Regions from separate parts of the Homo sapiens genome. Here region 2 is linked to region 1. The links are chromatin loops, found by intact Hi-C in ENCODE. Cell type or tissue: CD4-positive, alpha-beta T cell. All regions are shown on one strand.

What was found. A loop is a pair of places that touch in the nucleus more often than their neighbours do. Peaks named below come from ENCODE experiments on the same cell type or tissue, not always from the same donor. Only the 100,000 strongest peaks of a DNase experiment are listed, where the experiment ranks them.
Region 2: a loop joins it to region 1, with 26 times the contacts of the local background. A loop is called at or near these places in 3 of 110 quality-filtered maps.

What each region holds. Positions count from the first base shown.
Region 1 is chr19:20,242,864-20,250,863 of GRCh38, reverse strand. All of the region lies in intron 1 of LOC105372310 (a long non-coding RNA gene), which reads left to right. LOC102724427 (a long non-coding RNA gene) reads right to left here and starts at 3,301. Exons shown (of 3, transcript XR_936403.3): 1 at 3,165-3,301; 2 at 2,417-2,582. RefSeq lists an enhancer at 1,997-2,802. In CD4-positive, alpha-beta T cell, CTCF peaks have their summits at 3,486 and 3,689 (motif pointing left); a DNase peak (open chromatin) is centred at 3,673; H3K4me3 peaks cover 352 bases.
Region 2 is chr19:21,886,537-21,894,536 of GRCh38, reverse strand. No RefSeq gene overlaps it. Among named protein-coding and RNA genes, the nearest start is that of ZNF43, 54 kb to the right of the region's middle. In CD4-positive, alpha-beta T cell, CTCF peaks have their summits at 4,084 and 4,310 (motif pointing right); no DNase peak of the experiment used is centred here.

The sequences.
Region 1 (8,000 bases):
TGATGGAGTCTCACTCTGTTGCCCAGGCTGGGGTGCAATGGCACGATCTTGGCTCACGGCAAGCTCCGTCTTCTGGGTTCAAGTGATTCTTTGGCCTCAGCCTCCCAAGTAGCTGTGATTATAGGTGCCCAACAACCCCCCTGGCTAATTTTTGTATTTTTAGTAAAGACGAGGTTTCACCATGTTGGTCAGGCTAATCTCGAATTTCTGACCTCAGGTGATCCACTGCCTTAGCCTCCCAAAGTTCTGAGATTACAGGCATGAGCCAATGTGCCCAGCCTGTGCAGTCTCTTATATGCCATGAAGAGGACTTTGGCTCTCACTGTGAACTTGAAGGAAGCTCACCAAAAGAAAAGTGGAATCCTTAGAGAATTTAAAATCATAAGACAGAAGATGCCCCTTTGTAGGAGCAAAATTAAATAAATAAATAAACAAATAACACAGCTGCCCAGGAACTATTTCCTTTGGAACACAGCTTCCTGAATCACATTTTAAAAACTTGCTTTCTCATTGACCTTGGGACCTCTTATCTCTGTCGTCTCTTGTATTCATTTTCACTCACACCTACTTGGGGGTTTGGCAATCATCTCATGTCTCTTCATAGTCAAGGGTTTTTTTCCTTGCTCCAGACAGGTGATCAGGTCTGGCTTAGGACAACAATACCTGTTTTATTAAAAATAAATAACATGAGTCTTGCTCATATTCTCCAATTATAAGCACATTACTAAATGTGCTCAGCAGAGCAGATATAATAAAATATTCTAGTAAATTAATACCAAAATACTAATTCATAACAGAAATTTATAAATATTTAGAAAATACTTTCAGCCAGGTGCAGTGGCTCACACCTGTAATCCTAGCACGTTGGGAGGCTGAGGTGGTGGATAACCTGAGGTCAGGAGTTCAAGACCAGCCTTACCATCATAGAGAAACCCCATCTCTACTAAAAATACAAAAAATTAGCCGGGCATGGTGGCACAGGCCTCTAATCCCAGCTACTCAGGAGGCTGAGGCAAGAGAATTGCTTGAACCCAGGAAGTGGATGTTGTGGTGAGCGGAGATCATACCATTGCACTCCAGCCTGGGCAACAAGAGTGAAACTCTTCAAAAAAAAAAAAAAAAAAAAGGAAAAAAAAAGAAGGAAAGAAGAAAGAAAGAAAGAGAGAAAGAGAGAGAGAAAGAAAGAAGAAAGAAAGAGAAAGAAAGAAACAAAGAAACAAAGAAGGAAAGAAAGAAAGAAAGAAAGAAAGAAAGAAAGAAAGAAAGAAAGAAAGAAAGAAAGAAAGAAAGAAAAAGAGAAAGAAAGAAAAAAAAAGGAAGGAAGAATACTTTCAATATGCCGGTTTCTTAATTTTACTATCTGGTACTACTGAATCAAAAATTGGTGGTGGCAATTAGATTTTCAGGTGGGGCAACAATATTTTATGCCACTAAGTTTCTGGAATTACCACTAATTTAGAGTGAAGAATACAGCTCAACTCAGGAATGTGGAAAGTCTGGATTAAGATGAAACATCTTGAAGAAATTCTTTTCTAAATGAACAAATTCTGAAGATTTTCTGGAAAAAGTGGATCTGAAACTCTTTTATGAAAAGAATAAATTACTAAAAAAATTCTGCAAAAAAAGAGAAATAAAATCTTTAGGGTATATTATGAATTATGTATTCAGGTTATCCTCACCAAGGAAGACCAGGTTTCTGTGGTTCTCTAAAATCACATCCCTATATAAATTCCACTGTGCAGTGTCCAGGCAATGCCACTCCTCCAGAGAGAATTCTGTGGCCACATCCCTAAATTGCAGTGGTCCCTGAAACACACACACACACACCTTTACTTAAATGGCCATGAGCAGAATTTTCAATTTGACTTAAGGTGAAATGCGAGCATAAAGAGAACTGGTTCTGACTTATAGGATGACTAAAATTATCCAATAAAATAGTTTTCAACACAGAAATATTCTCTAATATATTCTCTAACTCTGAGAAAAAAGAGCAGCATAAGATCCGCCACATCGGTTCATATATATTTTTCTAGATAATAAAGTATAAAATTGAGGGCATGAACAAGAACACATACAGTTTTGAGTGCTATATTTACATCATACAGAATGAGTTGTGAATATTTTTCTGTGGGGAAAAGAAAGAGAGATCAGATTGTTAATGTGTCCATATAGAAAGTAGACATAAGAGACTCCATTTTAATCTGCAACCCTATCCCCAGCCCTGTGCTCCCTGAGACATGTGCTGTGTCAACTCAGGGTTAAATGGATTAAGGGCTGTGCAAGATGTGCTTTGTTAAACAAATGCTTGAAGGCAGCATGCTCCTTAAGAGTCATCACCACTCCCTAATCTCAAGTACCCAGGGACACAAACACTTCTCAGAATCACTTTGCAGGGGTTGTCTGGGCTCAGTCTCACCTCCCAGGTTTCAGAGGCTGCAGGTTTTATTCAGCTATGGTGGATCCAGGCTGGGATTCCTTCTACCTTTACAGCTGTGGGGGGGTGGTCAAGATGATGGTCTGGGCTCCTTTCCACCGTGGTCGCAAGGGGGATGTGTTCCAATCTTTGATCCACACTCAATCACCTGGGGAGAAAGGGTGAATTGGGGAGAATAAGCTGATGGGGCACCTCTCATTTACACAGGCTGAAATTGTTTGAGTAAATTTCCTAAGGCCTGTAGCTGTAGCTGTCACTGTAACTCAATTTCACCTAACTCTTGTGGAGTGCCTGGGAGTCCCTGTAATATAGGAAGGGGCCTATGATATAATATTTCATAGGGAGAATATCCTGTTCTCTTTGAAGGGTTGCATCAATCTTGAACAGTACCAGGGTTAAAAGTACCGCTTTAATCCTGTTTTCTGACATACTTTCCCTAAACTGTTTTTGATTGTCTGATTCATCCACTCCACCTTTCCGAACTCTGCGGTTGGTAGGCTGCATGCAGTGTCCATGTGATCTCCTATACCTTTGATGTTTACTGTACCAAGTCAGCCACACATGCTGGCCTGTTGTCCAAGCTGATCCATAAGGGCAGTCCAAACCTGGGAATAAGATCTTGAAGAAGCACACGGGTTGCCTCATGAGCTTTCTCAGTTCATGTTGGATAAGCCTCTACCCACCCAGAGTAGGTACCAGGTACAGAGTAGAACTAGTAAATACTTATTACCTCCACGCTTTGGCATTTCTGTGAAGTTCACTTGGAGATCTTCAAAGGGGGCTGCTCCATATGTCTGTATACCTGGCAGAACGGCTGGACCCTGTCTTGCATTGTGCTGTCGGCAGATAACACATCGCTGCGCTACTGTTTTGGCAAGAGCTGATAAATGGGAGATGTAAAAATACCGGCCTAACAACTTTTCAAGTGATTCCTGACCTAGATGGGTAGTTAAATGCACAGCCAGTACAACCTCTGCTCCAAGTAGCTGTGGCACAGCTATTCTCCCATCCGATACCTGGATCCATCCTTCCTTTATTACCTGTCCCCCTTCCACTTGGAAAAAGTTTTTTTCTCCCTTAGAATAGGTAGGTAAAAGTTCAGGTTCTTGAGGGAGAAAGGGGGCTGTGATTGATGCCCGGTAAGGGGTGGATGCTGCCTTTTGAGCCTCCGAGTCCACTCAGGAGTTCCCTAAAGCAACTGTAGTAGGAGTTCACTGGTGTCCTCTGCAGTGCGTGACTGCCATCTTCTGGGGCTTCCACACTGCCTCTAATAATTGCAAGATTTCTTGCTGATACTTTATATCTTTTCCCCCAGAGTTTAACAGGCCTGTTTCTTTATATAATGCTTTATGCACTTGGAGGGTTAAAAAGGCATATCGAGAGTCAGTGTAAATGTTCACAGTCTCACTTAGCTCTAGGGCCCAAGTTAAAGCAATGAGTTCGGCCTCCTGGGCTGAAGAACCCTGGAGGCAATTATTTGGCTTCAATAAAAGCATCCAGAGGTGCATATCCTGCACACCTCTCTCCTTGTGGGTTGATGAAGCTGCTCCCATCCACATATAACTCCAAGTCTACTGATGTCCAAGGCTGGTCCCATAGGTCAGGTTTGCTAACCTGAGCAAACTGAGTGCAACACCTCTATATAGTTATGCTCAACAGGGCTCTCTGATACCGGGAGCAGGGTGGTGGGGTTCAGGCTGTTACAAACTTCAATGGTTATGCAGAGACTTTTACAGAGCAAGCTTTGGTACTTGGTTAGTCTAGCGTTCGTTAGCCAATGATATCCTTTGGTATTCATTAAAGTCACCACAGCATGAGGTGTTTTATGTTTAGGTTTTGCCCAAGAGTTAATTTATCTGTTTCTTGTGCTAGCAGGGCAGTTGCTGCTAAGGCTCTCAAACACGGGGGCCAAACTTTAGAAACCCTGTCCAGTTGTTTAGATAGGTAGGCCACCAGCCTTAGCCAGGGCCCCACAGCCTGGATCAAAACCCCAATTGCCATTTTTTCTCTCTCTGACACATATAGTGTAAATGGCTTTGACAGGTCAGGCAGACCCAGGGCTGGGGCTGACATGAGTTACTCTTTTAATTCATGGAAGGCTTGCTGCTGTTGAGACCCCCATTCAAAAGTTTCCTGGATGCCCCCCTTTGTGACTTGGTACAGAGGTTTGGCCAGTACTGCAAAGTTTGGGATCCATAACCTGCAGATCCCCACAGCTCCTAAGAACTCTCTCACCTGCCTCCTGGTCTTAGGTTCTGGTAGGTTGCAAATGACCTGCTTTCTTTACAGTAAGCACACCGGTTACGCTGCAGACGTGGTCAGTCAGACTGTGTGTTTTCCCCGGGGTCCCCCATTCCTCAGCCCTTTGGGGGAACCCCTTTAATAGCTGTGGCTGGCAGGTCAGCATTTCACCGGGCTTGGCGCTCACTTTCTTTACGGCTTTCTCTACGACCCGTCGCATCTCTATTCACAAACGCCTGATTGGCTATTTCTAATAACTGAAGTGTTCATACCTGCAAACCCAGTCTGTTTCTGAAGCTTTCTTCTAATATCTTCGGCGCTTTGACTAACTAAAGCCACATTAATCATGCACTGATTTTCAGGGCTATCTGAATCAAAGGGAGTATACATACGATATGCCTCACATAGTCTCTCATAAAATTGTGCTGGACTCTCTTCTTTTCCTTGAATGACCTCGGAGACTTTGTTAACATTTGTGGCCTTCTGGGCTCCCTTTTTTAACCCTTCTAGGAGGGCCTCCCTATATCATTTTAGTCTTTTCATGTCTGGCCCTTCATTTGGGTCCCACTGGGAGTCTGTTCCTGGTAATTGGAACCTTACATACTCTTGGACATTTTGGTAATTGGCCAGAGCATGTTCCTCCAGCCACTTAGTTGCTGCCTGGAGCACCCTTCACCTTCCATCTGTGTTAAAGAGGTACATGAGCAGTTGGTGGCAATCAGCCCAAGTAGGGTTATGAGTCTGGATAATAGTTTGGAGCAAATCAAAGCTTGAGGCTTTTCAGTATAAGATGGGGTATTGTTCTTCCAATTGAGGAGATCAGCAGAGGTGAAAGGTTGATACACAAAGGCATGACTTTTTACCACATGCCTGTCCTCATCTACTCCAGTATATCACTGCTCCCTCAGGGGCATCTGTGTTCCAGTCTTAGGTCCTAAATGAGCCACCAAGGGAGGGGTTTCTCCCATGGCTTCACATCCTCTCTTGTTTACTCTGGGTGGTCTAGGGGTGTGTGTGTCCTGTGGAGGCACAGGTGCTGTGGGCTCAGAAGTGGGGGTCTCTCATCTCGATAAGGGGGAGGCATCACTGGTGCCATTTCCTGCCATGAGTCTTCTGATATGGGGTCAGACAGAACTTTAGGAACCGACTTCCCTCGATGGGTGGAGTGGGATTCTTCTTGGCTACCTGTCCTTTGCCACTAACACTGCTGCTGCCTGTCCTCTCAACCACTGTGGGGGGGTCTAAAACTAGCTGTAACCAAGTGTCTATGTACGGGAACTGGTCTGGGTATCCTGGCTTACAAGATATCTTGTGCAATACCTTTGAAACAAGGGACCTGTCCAGGCTTCCTTCTGATGTCCAACCCACTTCTAATGCTGGCCAATCTATTTCACATAAAGATCTAAGTTTCTCTGGTGTCATGGTAACCCCATAGTCTCCTGTAAATCCCTTCTTGAAATTTTTCAGCATAGTTCCAAGTGGGGTAGGCTTACTTTGTGTCTGACCCATTTTTCTCTAGAGACAAGACAAAACTCACACTACAAGAAGGAAAGGGTAAAAGGTCACACACTTGCCTAATTCACACTGTATCAAAATCAAAACCAAAACCATGGTGCCAAGCAATTTAAGCCAAGACAAAATCAAAACCAAAACCAAAATGCCGATAAAGGCACGTCATGGGTGATCAGGCCATGCTTCCCCTCAAATGGAGTGAGCAAGTTTCTAAGACCGGTCTTACCATGTTCCAGATGTCCAGACTCAAGTTGCCAGTTCCTTCCCAGTGTTCAGCCACTGCATTGATCCTCCACAGGGGCCTCCCATGCACTGCACTGACAAGGCATTCCACCAGGGCAATTGCCTACCTGGGAGCACTCTCAGGATCCGTGTCTCTCAGGCTGGCTGGAGTCCCCTACGGGGATGCTCCACAGGACAGGCCTAAGTCACCTAAAAGACTGCCTTGACCAACCACTAATCACCTCACTTCCCAGTCAGGGAACCAAGAAATGTAGCAGGACGAGCCACAGACAAACTCCTCAGACACCAGGTTAAAGAAGGAAGAGGCTTTATTCGGCCAGGAGCATCAGGAGACTTGCGTCTCAAAAGCCGGCTCCCTGAGACAGAAATTTCTGTCCCTTTTAAGGGCTTACAACTCTAAAGGAGTCCACGTGAAAGGGTCATGATTGATTGAGCAAGCATGGGGTACATAACTGAGCGTGTATGCATCGGTAATCCGGACAGAACAGAAAATTTCACAATGCTTCCTCATACAATGCCTGAAATCTATGGATAATACAAGCAGTTAGGTCAGGAGCTGATTTTTAACTACCAGCCCTGGGGAGTGGCCAGGAGCTGTCTAACTATTGATCTCATTTCTGACTTTCTTTAGCTTTTGCTTCCTCTTTTCTTTTTCTGAGGCTTGAGACAAGCAGAAAGGTGGTCTCCTTCCTTACAGTGTCAGGGGATTAGTCTTTCCTTTCTTCTCACTGGAAATATTTACAAACAGAAAACAAATCTTTTCAATAGTGTTAGCCAATGCTTTTTTAAAATGATTAACTGAAGAACATGGGGTACCCTTGAGGCATATGTGAAAAATGCCATGGAAAATCAGTCCCCTATGTGGTATGAAAATAATTATGTGGCAGGCAAATAAACTGAGGAGGCTGTAGTCCTCAAATTCCTACTTCTAAAATAAAAAAATCTAAACTCAAGGACATTTTTTGGTTAATTACTACATTAGGGGTAGGGCCGGGTGTGGCGGCTCATGCCTGTAATCCTAGCATTTTGGGAGGCCGAGGCAGGTGAATCACGAGGTCAGAAGATCAAGACCATCCTGGCTAACATGGTGAAACCCCATCTCTACTAAAAATACACACAAAAAATTAGCCGGGCATGGTGGCATGCACCTGTAGTTCCAGCTACTTGGGAGGCTGAGGCAGGAGAATCACTTGAACCTGGGAGGCGGAGGTTGCAGTGAGCCGAGATCATGCCATTGCACTCCAGCCTGGGCTATACAGTGAGACTCCGTCTCAAAAAAAAAAAAAGTTTTACATTAGGGGAAACAAAATTCAGGCTTAAGCAACTATAAACTGTCAATTAAGCTCTGATTACATAACCAGGAAATTTCCACCTTAATTGAACAAATTAAGAACCTACATAACCATACCTGAGCAATTATTGAATATAGTTTTCTTCATCATGCACCCTATAAATGTCTTTCCTTCAAGCTCCTCCCATGGACCACAAACTACAAACTATAGCTGGGTGCTCGACAATTCTTGAATCACTGTTTGATTAAATTATTTCCATTTTGGCAGAGACACTCATA
Region 2 (8,000 bases), 1.6 Mb before region 1:
AATACAAAAAATTAGCCAGACTTGTTGGTGGGCACCTGTAGTCCCAGCTACTCAGGAGGCTGAGGCAGGAGAATGGCGTAAACCCGGGAGGCAGAGCTTGCAGTGAGCTTAGATAGCACCACTGCACTCCAACCTGGGGGACAGAGCATGACTCCATCTCAAAAAAAAAAAAAAAAAAAAGGAAGGAAACAAGAGATGCTGGAGAGGATGTGGAGAAATAGGAACACTTTTACACTATTGGTGGGAGTGTAAATTAGTTCAACCATTGTGGAAGACAGTGTGGCAATTCCTCAAGGATCTAGGACTAGAATTACCATTTGACCCAGCAACGCCATTACTGGGTATGTTCCCAAAGGATTATAAATCATGCTACTATAAAGACACATGCACAAGCATGTTTATTGCGGCACTATTCACAATAGCAAAGACTTGGAACCAACCCAAATGCCCATCAATGACGGACTGGATTAAGAAAATGTGGCAAATATACACGATGGAATACTATGCAGCCATAAAAAAGGATGAGTTCCTGTCCTTTGCAGGGACATGGATGAAGCTGGAAACCATTATTCTCAGCAAACTATCACAAGGACGGAAAACCCAACACCACATGTTCTTACTCATAGGTGGGAATTGAACAATGAGAACACTTGGACACAGGACAGGGAACATCACACACCTGTCAGGGGGTGGGGGGCTGGCAGGGAGGATAGCATTAGGAGAAATACCTAATGTAAATGATTGATGAGTTGATGGGTGCAGCAAACCAACATGGCACATGTATATCTATATAACAAATCTGCACGTTGTGCATATGTACCATAGAACTTAATGTATAATTTTAAAAAAAGAAGAAAGAAAGGATAATAAAGAGAGGATAATAAAGAGTGGATAGAAAAACACAAATAGAATGAATAAAATGTAGTATTTCATAGCACAATAGGGTGACTATGTTTAACAATAATTTATTGTGTATTTTAAAATAACTAAAAGTCGAATTGGAATGTTCCTAATAGAAAGAAATGATAAATGCTTGAGGTGATGAATACCCCAGTGAGCATGATTTGATCATACATGTTGTACACCTGTATCAAAATATCACATGTACCCGATAAATATGTATAACCATTATGTATTTATAATAATTAAAAATAACAAAAAAAAAAAAAGAAAAAGCTCCGGTAAAAGAAAAGTCACATCAAACAATTGATGGGCTGAAAGATTTGTCATAATGCTCCCTGTGGGTGGATTTTAGGCAGAAAACTCACATCACCTTGGTTCTGGGCCCAATTGGCAGCACCAAGGCAGAAAAATGGAGTCACATCATTTAAATGCTGGCTCCAGCCGTATGTCACAATCCCATCTGTTGGCTGGTCCCAGGCAGAAGACTCAAATAGATGATGGGCAGAGGCATAGGTCACAATCACACTTGCAAAAAAGGTTCACAGGTGAGATTAACACTCCTGGACACATCCTGGTTTTCAATATGAGAGTAAATACCACCCGTATGTTGATTCTAAGTACATGAGTCAAAATCTCAATGGTGGTGTGCAGTTGCGCATTGGAGCCTAGGTTTTTTGTGCAGAGTGTGTTATTTTAGTGGAGACACAGGCTCACAGGTGTGTTGAATGTTGATCTGACAGGCATTAACACACCTGTGGATGACATCTACATATGAGAGTCAATTTTCTAACTTCGTACTCTGTCTGGATTTGAGATTCCAAACCTCAACAGGGGGCTGGGTTCATGTGTGAGGTTTTTGCCTGGGCTCTGTGTTTAATCTTTCCTGTTGGGTGGATGTGCATAAAAGTGGCACAATGTCACCTGTATGCTGGGTCCTGTTAGGACACTCTCTGTATCATCTGAGAACTTTATATGATAAGCATGAGAGATGCAAATTCTCTCTGAGACCTTTTTACTCGTATGGACTCATGTTTGAACCTGTGGCACTAAGCAAAGTTATAAGAGTCAACACCTTTCCCATTGGCTGGGTCAAGATAGGAGAGTCTTCACCTGCCTATGATCTGGGTTTAGAAATGAGTAACAATCCCAACTTTAGCTGGATAGTCAAATATGACAGTCACTATTCCAACTGTGGACTACACCCACGTGTGAGATTAAGGACAGCACCAGTGGATTCTTTCCATGTTTAAGAGTGACAATTATAACACTTGGTTAAGTATGCATATGAGAAACACAATCTCATATTTTTGATTGGCCCTGTGATGACACTGTCTGTAGTGGAGAGACACATCAGCTAGGTGCTTGTTCTGGCAATACGTCACAATAGCTCCTGAGGGAAGGGCCCAGGCAGCAAAGTCACATCACCTAGGTGAAAAGCCCAGAAATACATTGAAATGCCCCCCTGTGGGTTAGGCTCAGGAAAAAAAGGAGATTTACATAAACTAGAGGCTGGGCCACCTAAATGTTCCAATTACCCTAGCCAGCAGGATAAGAGGAAAGTCATATCATATAAACACTGGCCCAAGCAATGTGTTACAATCTTCACTGTGGATAAGTCCCAGGAAGAACAGGAGATCCACATTATTTGGTGATGGCCCTAAGATATGTCACAGTGACCCCTCGGGCAGGGACCAGATTGAATAATCACATCACCTGTGTCCTGGGCTCTGTGACAAGTCACTCTTTCTTTTGTGGACATAATTAAGAAAAAAGAGAACAGTGACATCACCGAGGTGCTGGGTTCAGAGACATGTCACAATTTCTCCTATGAGAAAAACCAAAGTAAGAGAGAAGACTCACATCAAATTGTTAATTAGCCCAGAGATATGTCACAATGCGTCCTTTTGGAAAGGAGCAAGCAGGAGGCTGACATAATCTTAATGCTGGCATCAGAAATATGTCACAATGCTTTCTGAGGGCAGGGCCAAGTTAAAAGTATAACATCATCTTGATGTTGGACTCAGCAATGTGTCACAATCTCTTTTGTGGTCAGAATCTAAAAGAGAGAGAGTGAAAGAGAGAGAGAGAGAGAGAGAAGAGCCACATCAGCTAGGCTGGGCTGAGCCCAGTGATATGTCATAATCACTGATGCTGGGCCCAATGATATGCCATAATTTTTCCTGTGAGCAGAAATAAGGCAAAAGAAGAGAGTCAGATCACATGGTTGATGGGTGCAGAGATGTGACCAAAAGTCTTATGTAAACAGGGCCCAGGCAAAAGAGTTACATTACCTGGGTGCTGGCCATTATGTCACAAATGGCTCATGTGTGTAGGGTGCGGGCAGGAGTCATATAACCTGGATGTGAGGCCAAGTGATATGTCACAATGCCCCCTGTGGAATGTGGAGAGGTGACTCACATCACCTGAATTCACAGCCCAGCAATATGTCAAACTACCCACTGTGTGCAGCTCCAAGAAAATAGAGTCACATCATCTAGGTGCTCAGTCCAGCAATATGTCAAAATTTTTTTCTGGGGACTAGGCTGAGGTAGGAGGATCCAATCACTCAGGTGCTGGGAAAAGGTGTATGTTACAATCACACCTGCAGGATGATTTAGAGATGAGATTGACAATCTCACGTGTGTCTTTGTTCCAGGTACGAGAGTCAACACTTTGTATGTTGGGTCAAAGTACATGAGTCCCAATCTCAATCATGTACTTAATCCATGCATGAAAGCCTCAATCCTTCCTGCTTACTGTGTCTTTTTAGTAAAGTCACAGTCTTAAAGGTGTGCTGAATATTGGCCTGAGAGTCACCAATACCTGTGACTGGATTCACATATGGGGGACAATTTTTTAACTTTTGACTGCCTCTGGGTTTTAGATTCAGAACCTCTACAGTGAGCGGTGTTCATGTACGAGAATGGCTATTAATACTGTAGGCTGCTTGTGCATACAAGTGTCACAATTTCCCTTGTGTGTTGGGCCCTTATAGGATACTCTCTATACCATGTGAGGGCTTCATAAAATATGCATGAGAATCTCTATTTTCTCTGAGATTTTCTTGCTGGTAGAAACCCATAATTGTATTTGTGGGTGGCAAGCCACCCAGGCACTGAGGCAAGAGACAGAGGACACGAGCTGTTCCAGTGTAATAAAATATAAAACAAGAATTGTTATACCAGATATAGATCTTAGATATGATTATATATGAGTATCATTAATCATTAGTTGGTAGCAATTACTTTTTATTCCAATATTATGATAATCCTCACTCAATAATCATAGCCTAGGAAAAACCAGGCTATACAGAGATAGGAGCTGAGGGGACATAGTGAGGTGTGACCAGAAGACAAGTGTGCGAGCCTTCTGTTATGCCCGGACAGGGCCACCAGAGGGCTCCTTGGTCTAGCGGTGACGCCAGCTTCTGGGAAGATGCCCGTTACCAAGCTGATCATGGTCCAGCGGTAGCAAAAGGTGTCAAGAAACAACACCCGCTACTTAGCAGACCGGGAAAGTGGTGGGGGGTGGGGGGGGGGGTCTCCCTTTCCCCAGGGGAGTTTAGAGAAGACTCTGCTCCTCCACCTCTTGTGGAGGGCCTGACATCAGTCCGGCTCACCCGCGGTTATCCAGAGGCCTGTCTCCCTGTGATGCTGTGCTTCAGTGGTCACACTCCTAGTCCACCTTCATGTTCCATCCTGTACACCTGGCTCTGCCTTCCAGATAGCAGTAGTCAATTAGTGAAAGTACTAATAGTCCCTGATATGCAGAAATAATGGCATAAGCTGTCTTTCTCTTTGTCTCCTCTCCCTCTCTGCCTCAGCTGCCAGGCAGGGAAGGGCCCCCTGTCCAGTGGACATGTGACCCACGTGACCTTACCTATCACTGGAGGTGACTCACATTCTTTACCCTGCCCCTTCTGCCTTGTATCCAATAAATAACAGCGCAGCCTGACATTCGGGGCCACTACTGGTCTCCGCGCATTGGTGGTAGTGGTCCCCCGGGCCCAGCTGCTTTTTCTCTTGTTTCTTTGTCTTGTGTCTTTATTTCTACACTCTCTCATCACCGCACACAGGGAGAGACCCACTGACCCTGTGGGGCTGGTCCCTACATCTGGCTCTCCGACGTGGGGCTCTCCCTCGCTGTGTGAAGTTGCACCCTGAGTGCAGGATCAGCGGAGGAGTTCAACGAGAGATTCCTGAAGATTGCAGTCAATAAACTTGGTGGTAAGCTTGAACACTCAGAGTTTTCCGGGGACCCCATGGGACAGGCCAGTACAAAGTATTCGGCTTATTTAAATTTTATAAAAACTCTTCTTAAAGAAGGAGGTGTTAAAGTTTCTACTGAAAAGTTAATTGAACTATTTGAGGTTGTAGATCTTCTTTGCCCTTGGTTTCCGACTGAGGGAACTTTAGAACTTAAAGATTGGGATGAGATTGGCAAACAATTCAAAATTGCTCATAAAGGGGGACATTTTATCCCACCCACCATTTGGTCAATCTGGGCTTCGGTTCGCTCTGTCTTAGACTCCTTACAGACTCAGGAGGACAATATGGAGACTGATCCCTCTTTCCTCTCCTCTGAGGAGGTCGAGGAAGCTCTCAGCTCTCTTTCCCCTGAGGATACCGCACAAGTTGAGAACGTAATTTCAAAGGAGGACTTCCACTCTGACATGCCTGCGACACCACCACCTACGCCAGAGGCTACTGCACCCCCATTGCCGCTTTATGATGATCTTTTAACTGACCTAAATGTACTTATCTCCCCCAATCAGCAAAACTCAGCTGAAACATATCAACAGCCATTGCGGCCAGACCCTCCTGTCTCTCCTCACTCTTTCAACACTGCCGCCGTGCAAATAGCAGATGAGACCAGGCAGCCTGTAAACGAGTCTACAAATTACGTTTCTATGCAGCCCGGTACAGAGGCTCTGCTATATGAACAGCTTGGAAAAGAGGCTTCCAATTCTCGGCCCGGTAATGAGGCCCTCAATCCTATTTCTCCTAATCTGACTCACTTAGAGTCACAGGCTCCCTTGAAGGCTGGTTCATTCCCTGCAAATCGGACTCAGTTAGAGTCACAGGCTCCCTTGAAGCCTGGTTCTTTTCCTCCTAATCGGACTCAGTTACAGTCACAGGCTCCCTTGAAGCCTGGTCCACTTCCTACAAATCGCACTCACTTAGAGTCACAGGCTCCCTTGAAGCCTGGTTCCTTTCCTACAAATCAGACTCGGGTAGAGTCACAGGCTCCCTTGAAGCCTGGTTCACACTTGCCGTGGCAGCCTGGTTTTCAGGCCCATGAAAGACCTGCTCAGCAGGTAGTCTGCTCTCACCCTGGCTTTCAGTTTTTCGACTCTCCTTCTATTCAAAATTCTACCTCTTTTTCTGCTCCTGGTCCAGTCGCAACTGCTGTTGCCAATACTACCATTGCCGCTCATAAGCAACAAATTACATACATCCCTGAAGATGACACTCCGCTTATGAGGGCTATAGTTCAGGCAAGGGAATATGGGGATCCTGAAGCTTGGCAATTTCCTGTAATTTTACAACCCCCAGTACCTGCCACCCCAGCAGTACAAAACCACCCACAGCCTGTTGTTGATCCTGCCCAGCAGGCGGCTGACCCCGCAGCTCAACAAGATCAAGAGGCTGATAATCAAGCCCCTCAGCCTGAGAATCAGGCTGCTCGGGTAAATAATCAGGCTCTGCAATTGCCGGCTCCTGGGGCACAGCCAATACCGGGCATTCCCGCTGTTCAGGTGGTAATTCAGCCTGACCCCATCCATCCAGGCCAGGTTCAGCTACGTCCTGCTACGTGGCAAAGTTTTTCTTTTAAATTCCTCAAAGATTTTAAGGAATCAGTGAAACAATATGGCACCAACTCTCCTTTTGTCCATTCCACATTAAAAGCCCTAGCAGAGGATAAACGTTTGGTACCCTATGATTGGGAAATTTTGGCAAAATCAGTCTTATCTAAATCCCAATATTTACAATTCAGGACTTGGTGGGTTGATGCTGTCCAGGAACGCATTCGTCTTAATCAGGGCTCTAATCCCCCTGTTAACGTTACGGCTGACCAGTTACTGGGAATGAGTCAATGGGCTGCAATCCGACACCAAACTATACTAAATGATGAGGTTATCGAACAACTGCGAAAATGTTACTTAGATGCTTGGGACAAAATTCAAGATGATGGTAAAGTATGCCCATCTTTCACAGCCGTCAGACAGGGACAACATGAGCCCTACCCAGACTTTATTGCTTGTCTTCAAGACGCAGCAGAAAAGGCTATTCCTGATAGCCATGGCCAAAGACTTGCTGTAGAACTTATGGCCTATGAACAAGCAAATCCAGATTGTCAGGCGGCTATTCGCCCCGTCAAAGGTAAAATTCCACCGGGTGGTGATATACTCACCTCCTACATTAAAGCCTGTGAAGGGGTGGGAGGAACTCTCCATACAGCAATGATTATGGCACAAGCTATGGCCTCTATTCAAATGCCTGGACAATCCTCTGGCCAATGCTTCATATGCGGCCAGAAGGGACATGCAAAAAGAAATTGCCCTCGGCATGCAGGTCGCTGTCCTTTACATCACCACCAACAACAACAAAAAACTTTTCAGCAACAAGATGCCCCACCTTCTACTGTATGCTCACGATGCCGAAAGGGTCTTCACTGGGCATCTCAATGCCATTCCAGATTTGATATTGATGGCAATCCTTTACGGCCTTTTAAAAATCGGGGAAACAGGATGAGGGGCTGGCCCCAGGCCCCTCTAAACAGTGGGGCATTCCTCAACTCTCAGCCCCTGGCGTCCAGCCAAACGGGAGCCTTCCCAGTTCAATCCATTCAACCTCCACCCCAATTCCCACTTCAGCAATTTGTGCCACAGGATCTAATGCCTCAGCCCCAACACCAATCTCAGTACAATGCTTGTCCCCCACCACCACAGGCTCAGCAGCAGTAGATCTCTGTTGTACCAGAGATATTTCTTTGTTGCCTGGAGAGCCACCTATTGCTGTTCCTACAGGTGTTTTTGGTCCCTTGCCGACTGGCAGTGTCGGTTTGCTAGTGGGACGTTCAAGTTTAAATTTAAA